Linked DNA regions of Homo sapiens: region 2 is linked to region 1. Evidence: chromatin loops called from intact Hi-C (ENCODE). Cell type or tissue: endothelial cell of umbilical vein. All regions are shown on one strand. Each heading gives the region's core, and the rest is flanking DNA. Links, peaks and the distances in the headings are about the cores only.

Evidence for each region. Peaks named below come from ENCODE experiments on the same cell type or tissue, not always from the same donor. Only the 100,000 strongest peaks of a DNase experiment are listed, where the experiment ranks them.
Region 2: it touches region 1 in a loop (2.8-fold over the local background); 1 of 110 quality-filtered maps calls a loop at or near these places.

Annotation. Positions count from the first base shown.
Region 1 is chr3:108,157,676-108,162,458 of GRCh38, forward strand. IFT57 (intraflagellar transport 57) reads right to left here. Exons shown (of 11, transcript NM_018010.4): 11 at 3,137-4,783. Among named protein-coding and RNA genes, the nearest start is that of LINC01215, 35 kb to the left of the region's middle. In endothelial cell of umbilical vein, for the core only: no CTCF peak of the experiment used is centred there; a DNase peak (open chromatin) is centred at 2,306; H3K27ac peaks cover 206 bases.
Region 2 is chr3:108,340,373-108,345,155 of GRCh38, forward strand. The region is part of intron 2 of HHLA2 (HHLA2 member of B7 family); the gene reads left to right. Among named protein-coding and RNA genes, the nearest start is that of HHLA2, 46 kb to the left of the region's middle. In endothelial cell of umbilical vein, for the core only: no CTCF peak of the experiment used is centred there; a DNase peak (open chromatin) is centred at 2,849; H3K27ac peaks cover 1,264 bases.

The sequences.
Region 1 (4,783 bases), core at 784-4,783:
TTTTTCCTTTTACTAGCAAATTTGGGATTGGAATCAAGGTGTCTGGATTCCCAGTGTATTCTATACACAAATCTTCACATAGGGAGGATAAAAGTCACTGGGCATGAATGAAAACATGACTGTATAATCTTGACTTGAAATATGGGACAAGGTAGGTGACAGGAGCTATAGTCATGAAGCTCTCACAGGGCTGCTCCAAACTACACTGAAAACCATTTAGGAAACCATGAAATTGGTTACCTTGCTCTTTGGTTTTCTGATTTTTTTTAAGTGATAGTTTTTAATATCAATATGTCTTAAAGTCCAGTGTGTATTAAGTCATCTAGGTTATTTATTAAAAATCTCCAAGGCAGGGCTAATATTAAGGCAATCCACAGGCCACACTGAGAATCACTAGTTTAGATCCTATTTAAAGACCCCTTCTGAGCTAAGATGCTTTGTTTACACACAGCCAGGGAAAAATTCTAGATTGGTGGCTCCCTAAAGTGCTTCCTAAATAAGCTGCATCAAAGGCACATGAGCAGCTTTTTAAAATTTCTGACCCCACCCCCCTCATTCCTACCCAAGCCGACTAAATAAAAATTGAGGGGAAGGGAGCTGAGAAATTGTATATGAGGGACTTGAGCATACATGCATTTCAGTATCCTCCGGGGGTCCTGGAACCAATCTCCCAAGGACACTGAGAGGTGACTGTATATATTTGTAAAAAATAATGGGACATTTGCTGATTGCAGATTCACAGTGTAGACAGGAAATTGTGAAGAAAATGAAACAATTCTCAAATTTCCCTGATTACACAAATTTTGTTTTTGCATAAAACTCATGGGAAGTGCTGACCTAGATAAATTAGAGGGCAGTAGAAAAATACTTCCTTAGAATTGTCAAAAAATTGTTTTACTTGTCCAGCAAACCAATGACTATAAAATTATTAAAGTTGCATCCAATGGACCACAGAATTTTGAGAGTGAAATACTATTTCAACAAATTGATTAGCTATTTGATTCAGAGAGAGACTGACTTCCATATAGAGCGCATAATCTTTAAGAACTATCATTTTTAAACTATTATTTTGAAATAATTTCAGATTATAGAAAAGTTTTAAAAAGTACAATTGAGTTCAGTATTTCCTGCTCCCACATTCCCAAAATGTTAGCAATTTCCTACATTTTTTTCACTATCCTCTCTGTATATGTATGAATATACAAACACACATACCTTTTTTTTTCCTGAACCATTTGAGAGTAAGTTGGTGACAGGGTGCCTCTTTAGAATCAAATACATGTGTGTATTGTTAAAAGTATATTATCTTATGTACAGCATAAATATCAAGAAATTAACATTAATACTATTATCCAATCCACAGGTCTTCAAAATTTTCCTGTTGCACCAATAATATCCTTTATAACAGGGGTCCCTAACTCCTGAGGCCATGGACCAGTCCCAGTCCCATTCCCAGTCCCTGGCCTGTTAGGAATTGGACCACACAGCAGGAGGTGAGCAGCGGGCCAGTGAGCAATACCGCCTGAGCTCTTCCTCCTGTCAGATCAGCAGCATTAGATGATTAGATTCTCATAGGACCGGGAACCTTATTGTGAACTGCACATGCGAGGAATCCAGCTTGCGTGCTCCTTATGAGAATCTGACTAATGCCTGATGATCTAAGGTGGAACAGTTTCATCCCAGAATCATCCCCGCCCCCTTGCCCCTGGTCAGTGGAAAAATGGTCTTGCACAACAGGGGTCCCTGGTGCCAAAAAAGTTGGGGATGACTGCTTATATTATATATATATATATGTGTGTGTGTGTGTGTGTGCACGCACATATATATGCTATATATTATATATATACACATATGCAGACACACTAAAAATATTCATATTTTTTCCTTTCCTGGCCCAGGGTCCAATCTGGAATCTCCTGTTGCATCTAGCTGTCTTATCTCTTTAGTCTCCTTTGCTCTGGAACTGTTCCTTAGAACTTTTCATGACATTATTTTTGAGGAATATAGGCTATTTTATACAAATCCCTCAGTTTGGATTCATCTGATATTTCATGAGTAGATTCAGGTTATGCATTTTCAGCAGGAACCATGTAAGTGTGTGCTCTTCTCAGCAGGCCTATGGTCTCTATTTGTCCCATTACTAGTGGTGTTAACTATTATCACCTAAAGTGGTATCTACCAGGTTTCTATACTGTAAACAACTTTTTCCTTGTAAAATGTCTTACATAATTCAAGACTATGTAAATATCCTGTTTCTATCAAACTTTCACCTACCAATTTTAGCATCCACTGATGAGTCTTGCCCAAACAATTACTACCATGGTAGATGCCATGTGGTGATTTTCTAAATCCAGCATTCCTTTTACATGAGCAGGAAGACCTTTCTCACCTCTCCATTTATTCTTTCATTCATTTATATCTGTGTGGACTTGTGGTTTCTTATTCCATGTGTTATTATTTATTACTATGACGATTGACTTTGATGCTCAAATTGTTCCAGATTGGCAGATGGTAAACCCTCAATCTGCTGTGTCCTTTAGATACTTCCCATCATTATTTAAGTACTTCCTTTCTGGCAAAGCAAGTATTTTAGACTCACCTTGTGCTTTTCCTGTTGCAGCCCAGGAATCAGAAATCTAAGACTTCCTTTTTTTTTTAAAGAAGAGAATTTAGACATCAAGATCTGAGTGCCCACAGTTGTAATTGGGCTGTCACTGCTACTAGGCTCTATCAGAGGACACAACTAGGAAATATGTGTGTGTGTATTACTACATGTTAAATATTTCTATATTTCTATTAATCTATACTTACTTTTAAAAACCCATGAGTTCATACTGATGTTTCTAATTCTAATCCAATACCATAGGAAAAGAACCCATTGTTTTTAATCGCTATCTTGAAACTATACCAAGCACACAGGCTTAATGTCATTAAACTCTTCATGCTATAGAATGGGAGCTAGAAGGTATCCTGGATCCACACAGTGCCAGTCATCTACTCATCCATTTACTAACTCAATACATTTACTAGACACTTTCTATGTGCTGGGCACCTGGCAAGGAATACGGAAATAAAAGACTTTGTCCTATCCTAAAGTAGCTCAATTCATTAGGTAGGATGGAAGAAAATAACAATATAGTATAATAAGCTCTTTATTCAAGGTATGCACAGTGTTCTATAGGAAGAGAGGAGGAGCACAGAACCCAAGCTGAGTTAACTGGAATATTTCAGAGAAGGAAGTAAAAATAGGTGGCTTATACTACTCATTGCAAGAATTTTTAGATTTTTTACATGTCTGCATAAATAATGGGTGTACTTTGCTTCTGATTGAAATGCATTTTAAGGAGAGTTCTGATTTATCTAAAAGCGTTCTCTGCATTGATTGAATTCATCAAAAAACTACTCAGCCATGACAACAGCCATGAAAATAAATTCCCAGGACCAAAGGTTTTCAGTTTTTGTATTAGACTCCTCCCAAAGACCACACAGGAAAAGAGCAACTTCAGATTTTAAAAAATGCTTATTTTCCCATGGTGGGTTTTCTGCCTTTTTTTTTTTAAACAAATTAAATAAACTGGCATATTTGTCATTGTATTGATTGTCATCCTTTCAGGTAGTTTACATACACTTTCTCCTGTCTAAACTTATCTTAAACTAAAGAGAGGTCTAGTAAGGAAAGGGAAAGATCTGTGTATGTGAGCATGTTGGGGAATACATCTAGAAAGAAAAAGCTAAGAAAAAAATAATAATATTCAGTGGAGAAAAGTATTAGGGTAAAAAATAACTTTTTAAAATTATTTTTGTTGTCCTAAACATAAAGCATTCTTATCAAATTTTCTACCACTGCTTTTGAAAATTATTAAAAAAAAAAAATTAACGCAGGCTGTCTCCTGCTTTGTGTTCCCCTGGCCAGTTTTCCCCAGTGCTAATTCTGGCACTCTAATGCTGCTTTTTTCACCAATTTAGAAATCCTAGCCTAGAAAGTTGCTCAGGAAGATGCATAAGTAAAGATCATCAGTACTAGAGGCTGATCTTCATGCGACCTGTCATCGTTCCTTCTTCTACAAAATGGTTCCCTAGTATAGCCGATACCACAGAAAAAGGTAGAAATTGAGACATGCATATGCACCTTCTCTTCATTCTAAGAACAGAGTCAAACATGAGTGACTGACTTATCATCATTCATTTATCCTTTTATTTAGTGGCTTAGATCCTAGAAGATAGATTCCCTATAAAATCATTTTAGCCACGAAATATTCATAAGAAACCAACTTCAAATGTTAATGAGGATACTGAAGTTTTTTTTAACCTAAAAAAAGTGGCAATTTTAGGTAACCATAAAGCTGAGGCAAAGGCAGTTTGGGTTCTTGGAAAGAATCCTGCCTACCATCTTCAGTGGCCTCTGGGCACAAAGCACTTATGATCACTGCAGAGGTGGAGCAAGGTAAAGGACTGTGTCAGCAGTTCATGTTGTGACAGCAGCAGCATCTGCAGAAAACGCAGGTCATATACCTTGGCTTACACAAGGAATGCTATGAAAAATGAGCCACCAGGTGGGAGCTTTAACATAGGTAATGATTAGTGAAAGCTTCTTAGAAAGTGAGAATTTGTAATTTCTTTATTAAACATTACATTCAGTGTAAAGGCTTTAACCATCATAATCACCATGATATAATATGTGAGTATGTATATGTAAAAAAATACCCATTGAACATAAAATTATGTTTTGAAATCTATGCAACATGAAATATAGTTTGATATAAAAAACCCAACTAATCAGAAA
Region 2 (4,783 bases), core at 436-4,435, 180 kb after region 1:
AAAGAAATCTTCTTATTCTATAAATCGCTCAGCATTGGTTACACATGCTCCCTCTCTCGCCTAAATTTGCCAGTCTTTACTAAACTCAGAAAACTTCGTTGGAGAATTTCTAGTTATAGAAACAAATAGAACCAAACAAAGGTTGACCTACCTGGTATATCTGGGCAGCTTGATTTATATAAACAGACCAACATACCCATCTGTTCAAATGCATCAAACTCAAGTTCTCTGCATTTGAAAGTCTATATACCAAATTAAAGCTTTTATACTCTCCCTTCTTTAGTCTTTAGTGTTGAATTTATAAAGTTAAGGCATTGAAATACAAATAGTTATGTCATAAGATGTCAAATTCATTTTTCCTACAAATATTTAAGTCCCAGCTATACAATCTGAAGTTATTTTATTACCTTATAGCCTCATTTTTAAAGATCTCTTGAAAACAAGGATTTACTCTTTTTTTTTGTTTCTTTGAAAGAAAGAAAGAAACAGGGGTCCTGGAGAGTAAAATAGCCAAACTCTTTTCTTTTTTTTTTTTTTTCCTTCCTTCCTTCCTTCCTTCCTTCCTTCCTTCCTTCCTTTCTTTCTTTCTTTTCTTTCTTTCATGGAGTCTTGCTCCGTTGCCCAGGCTGGAGTGCAGGGGTGTAATCTTGGCTCACTGCAACCTCCGCCTCCCAGGTTCAAGCAATTCTTGTGCCTCAGGCTCCTGAGTAGCTGAGATTACAGGTGCTCACCACCACGCCTGGCTAATTTTTGTATTTTTGGTAGAGAAGGAGTTTCACCATGTTGGCCAGGCTGGTGTCGAACTGCTGACCTCAGGTAATCCGCCCGCCTCGGCCTCCCAAAATGCTGGGATTACAGGGATGAGCCACCACGCCCAGCCTCAAACTCTTTTCTTGTATAAAAGAAAATTCCCACATTTGCAAGATAATGCTTCAGTTAATAGTATTTTCCTTTTAATGTTGACATAAAAATAAATAGGAATTTTTAAGTTAATGTGGTTTTTCTGTCAGAAAACTCCTATAAAAACCATAAGGCACATTAAACTTACTACAAACTTCTAATGGCTCATAACTAACGTTTGTTTTAGCTTCAAGATTAAAAGTGTTTTTGCTACCATTACTAAGCAAATGTGTGTCTCTTACATTTTACATTACTCTGTTAAAATATAACACATCTTCTTTCAACATTTTGTTGTGAAAGGAGACATTTGTTTTTCATTGATTTATTTAAACAAACAAAAAAAAACAGAGCCCAGTTCTTGTGTCAGTAGCTCTTCATCCCTTAGTTTTCTTAATTAATTATCTTCATTATGCGTTACTTTCAAATGTTTGGAGACATTTGAAAATCCAACTCACAGTAGTTTAAATGTATTACTTAATTAACAGGAAGACTAGAGGTAGAGGACTCAGCACAGACAGGAGCAGAGACTCAACAGTGTCATCACAAACCCAGCTTCTTTCCATCCATCTGCTCTGTCATCCTTGTTACTGTGACTTCTTAATCCCCCTACTTGTTTCCTCACAACTGTAAGATAGAAGCTCCAGCTCCAGACATCAAATCAATGCTCTGAAAGTAGAGGGACGGGGTTTGCCATCATGTTCTGCTCTTGCATCCAATTTAGAGGCTCTCACTTCCATCCCAAGCCGGACATGCTCATCTCATTTACCTTTCTGAACAATTTGTCAGTTCTTTTCAATAGAGGCAGTCGCGTCCTGCAACACAGCTTGACAGAGGAGTTGTTAGCAAGGAAGGAGGGAAATGGTACTGGTGTCTGTCACAGTGTCCTTCCAAATTTAATCATATCCTACTAAAGTCTTCTTTTAATGGTATTCTATTACATTTAGCTAGTTGATGCTTATCGGCTGGCTCCTTTTTCTTCTTTCTCTCTTTTTTTTTTTTTTTTTTTTTGAGATGGAGTTTTACTCTCGTCACCCAGGCTGGAGTGCAACGGCGCGCTCTCAGCTTACTGCAACCTCCGACTTCCAGGTTCAAGTGATTCTCCTGCCTCAGCCTCCTGAGTAGCTGGGATTACAGGTGCCTACCACAATGCCTGGCTTATTTTTTGTATTTTTAGTAGAGACAGGGTTTCGCCATGTTGACCAGGCTGGCCTCGAACTCCTGACCTCAGATGATCCACCCACCTCTGCCTCCCAAAGTGCTGGGATTACAGGCATGAGCCACTGCGCCTGGCCTGGCTCCTTTTACTCAACCACTGTAATCCCACTGGTGTGATCTTTCTAAAACACAATCTGACTTCATCATTAGCTTTCTAGTATGGCTTAAAATAATGGTCATGCTGTACCCCTGGGACATCTTTCCAGCATTTTCTCTTCCATGTGGACTGCTGGGTATTATTATAATCGCATAGGATTTATGTTCTCTCTTGCTGCTGCATCTTTGTTCTATTGTCTGTCCAGAATAACCTTCTACTCTTCCTTATAGGCCAGTGTCTCTTTGTACCTCAAACCTAATGCTTTGAGAGGTCTTCCTTAACACCCTGCCCCTTCCAAGCTCAAGCGTCTTTCCTGTTTCCTTCCACAGCACCTGGTGGGAGCCCTTCTTCCTGCCTGCATCTCTGTATTATGATTTGTTTATGTAATTCACCTATCTTTTGGTACCAGATGGAGCTTTCTGAGATTAGGGACTGACTCATCCCTGTACAGTTTGTGACCCGTAGGTGATGCTGAAATCATATATTTTTAATGGCAGCAAGGATGTTAAAACTTTCTGGATGACAGTGTGGGGTACCATACAAAGAATGACCTAGTCCTGTTTCCTAGGAGGTCAAGATAAGTTGGAGGGCATTTTATTTTTTCTTGTTTCTCAGAACTTGAACCTTTCCTGGCTCTAACTTACGTATGGATTATGAGTAGAAGACAAGGCTTCTGAAGCAATGAAGCTTTACAAACCAAAGTTATTTGGAAGAATTGACTCTGAGCACCAAAAACTCACTGGTACAAAGCCAGCATGATAACCACTGTACTTAGGAAATGACTCACTGAACTGCATACATAGAACTAGGCCAGGAGATTTTCTTTTCTTGTGTACCAGCTAGTCAGGTTAGCAACCGCTTTAAATTCTGAGGACTGATAGCCACTAATTCAGATGTACATAGGTGCAAGTACTTGATAGAAAGCAGTCTATTTTAAAGTATCACTTAATAAAAGCTCTAAGCAGTCTATGCAGGTAGGAGTAAGTCTTATAAAGATTGGATTTGCCTATTCTTCACACCAATTCCTTGATTCTGATATTCAGTTACAGGTCACCCGCCCCAGCACCTTGATATGTAGATACAAGTAGGCGTTCTTTACTTTGGGATATGAAAAGATGACAAAGGGATTGAGTGGGAATGATTAACCTCATACTGGGGAATGACGATTGCTGGATATATCACTTACCACACAATAGATGTATTTAAATGTAACAGCTGTAACCAGCATAGGATGGAATTCTGATATCAGGAGTAGGTGATAAACTTAAATTGACATTGGAAAAGAAGTTTCCAGCTTCGTAATTCAGTTAGTCCAGATGTTTTGACCCCACAGACTGTTGATCCTCCTCAATGTTACAGAAACTTGGTCCCAGATTATGTGTGTTGAGAGTTCACTGTATCATTGTAGAGCTTTCATTACTTCAGTGGAAGTCCTTACATCTGACATAATCAGATGTGTCTAGTTAAAAACTAGTTAGTCTAGCTAAGAAAAAGTTATTCAAATTATACACTTTGAATGTTTTAAACCTAAACATAAAAGTCCACTCATTTTCTAGTCTTTTGGGAAAAACAGTCAAAGCCTTGTCCTGAGTATGGTGCCACTGTTTGATTTTTTTTTTCCTGTATCCATAGAACAATTTAATCAATAATGCATTATTCAGTATTTCCAGTTTTTGTTTCTTAAAAATGGCCAGAGACCTTTGCATTCAAATATGTACAAAAAAGTCCAGTTCCTCCTAGGCTCTACAATTGGCTTTGAATCTTTTGCCATTGTCTCTCCCACACCTAATACAATAACTGATTTTTTTTCATCTTTGTTGTGACTTGCTTTTATTTAGCTTTTCCAAAGCATTCATCTTATTCAATTAGTCATTGAAGATAGACCAGGTTTGGTCTTGTCCTCCCATTTAATCAATTAACATAACATTTTGTTAAATTATTTGATGATAACCCACTGAACTGCAGGGGGTAGAAGTGTACAGAAAGAGTGCACTGGCTTTCCAGAAGCACTTGGTGTGCCATGGGCATCTAGCAATATGTTTTACAGAGAAAAAGGTGACTAAGAAGTCCTTGGCCTCACATGTGCACATGTTCAACACTAACTTTATTTAATGGAGTTTTGTTCAATTGCTCACTACCTTGATGTATTCGACAAAATGCCTGCTGTCTGCCGTGTTAACCCTGGCAATTTCTTTTGTCTGTTTTCTTGGCTTTGCAGCATTCTTGCTAAACAACAACAACAACAACAAAACCCCACTCTGTCTAGCTATATTCTTTCTGATATAGAGAGCTATTAAGGAGGATTATATTATCTACCCATTTGACAAGAAGAAACATTTCGTGATTGAAGGCTGAGCTGGAAAATGGTCCCTGGAAGCAGGAGTAGTTCCCTGGACTTTACCCCACCTTGTGTAATGTGGATTCCTATTCAAGTGCTTCATCCTGGGCTCTGCTTCCAGGGAACCAACCCCTCCCAAGATGGGGAATTGAGGGCAAGTAAAGAGAGCAGTGTTCTCATTAACTGTATGAAAGCTGTAAGGAAGATTGAGAAGGAGGATGACACAGAGAAAG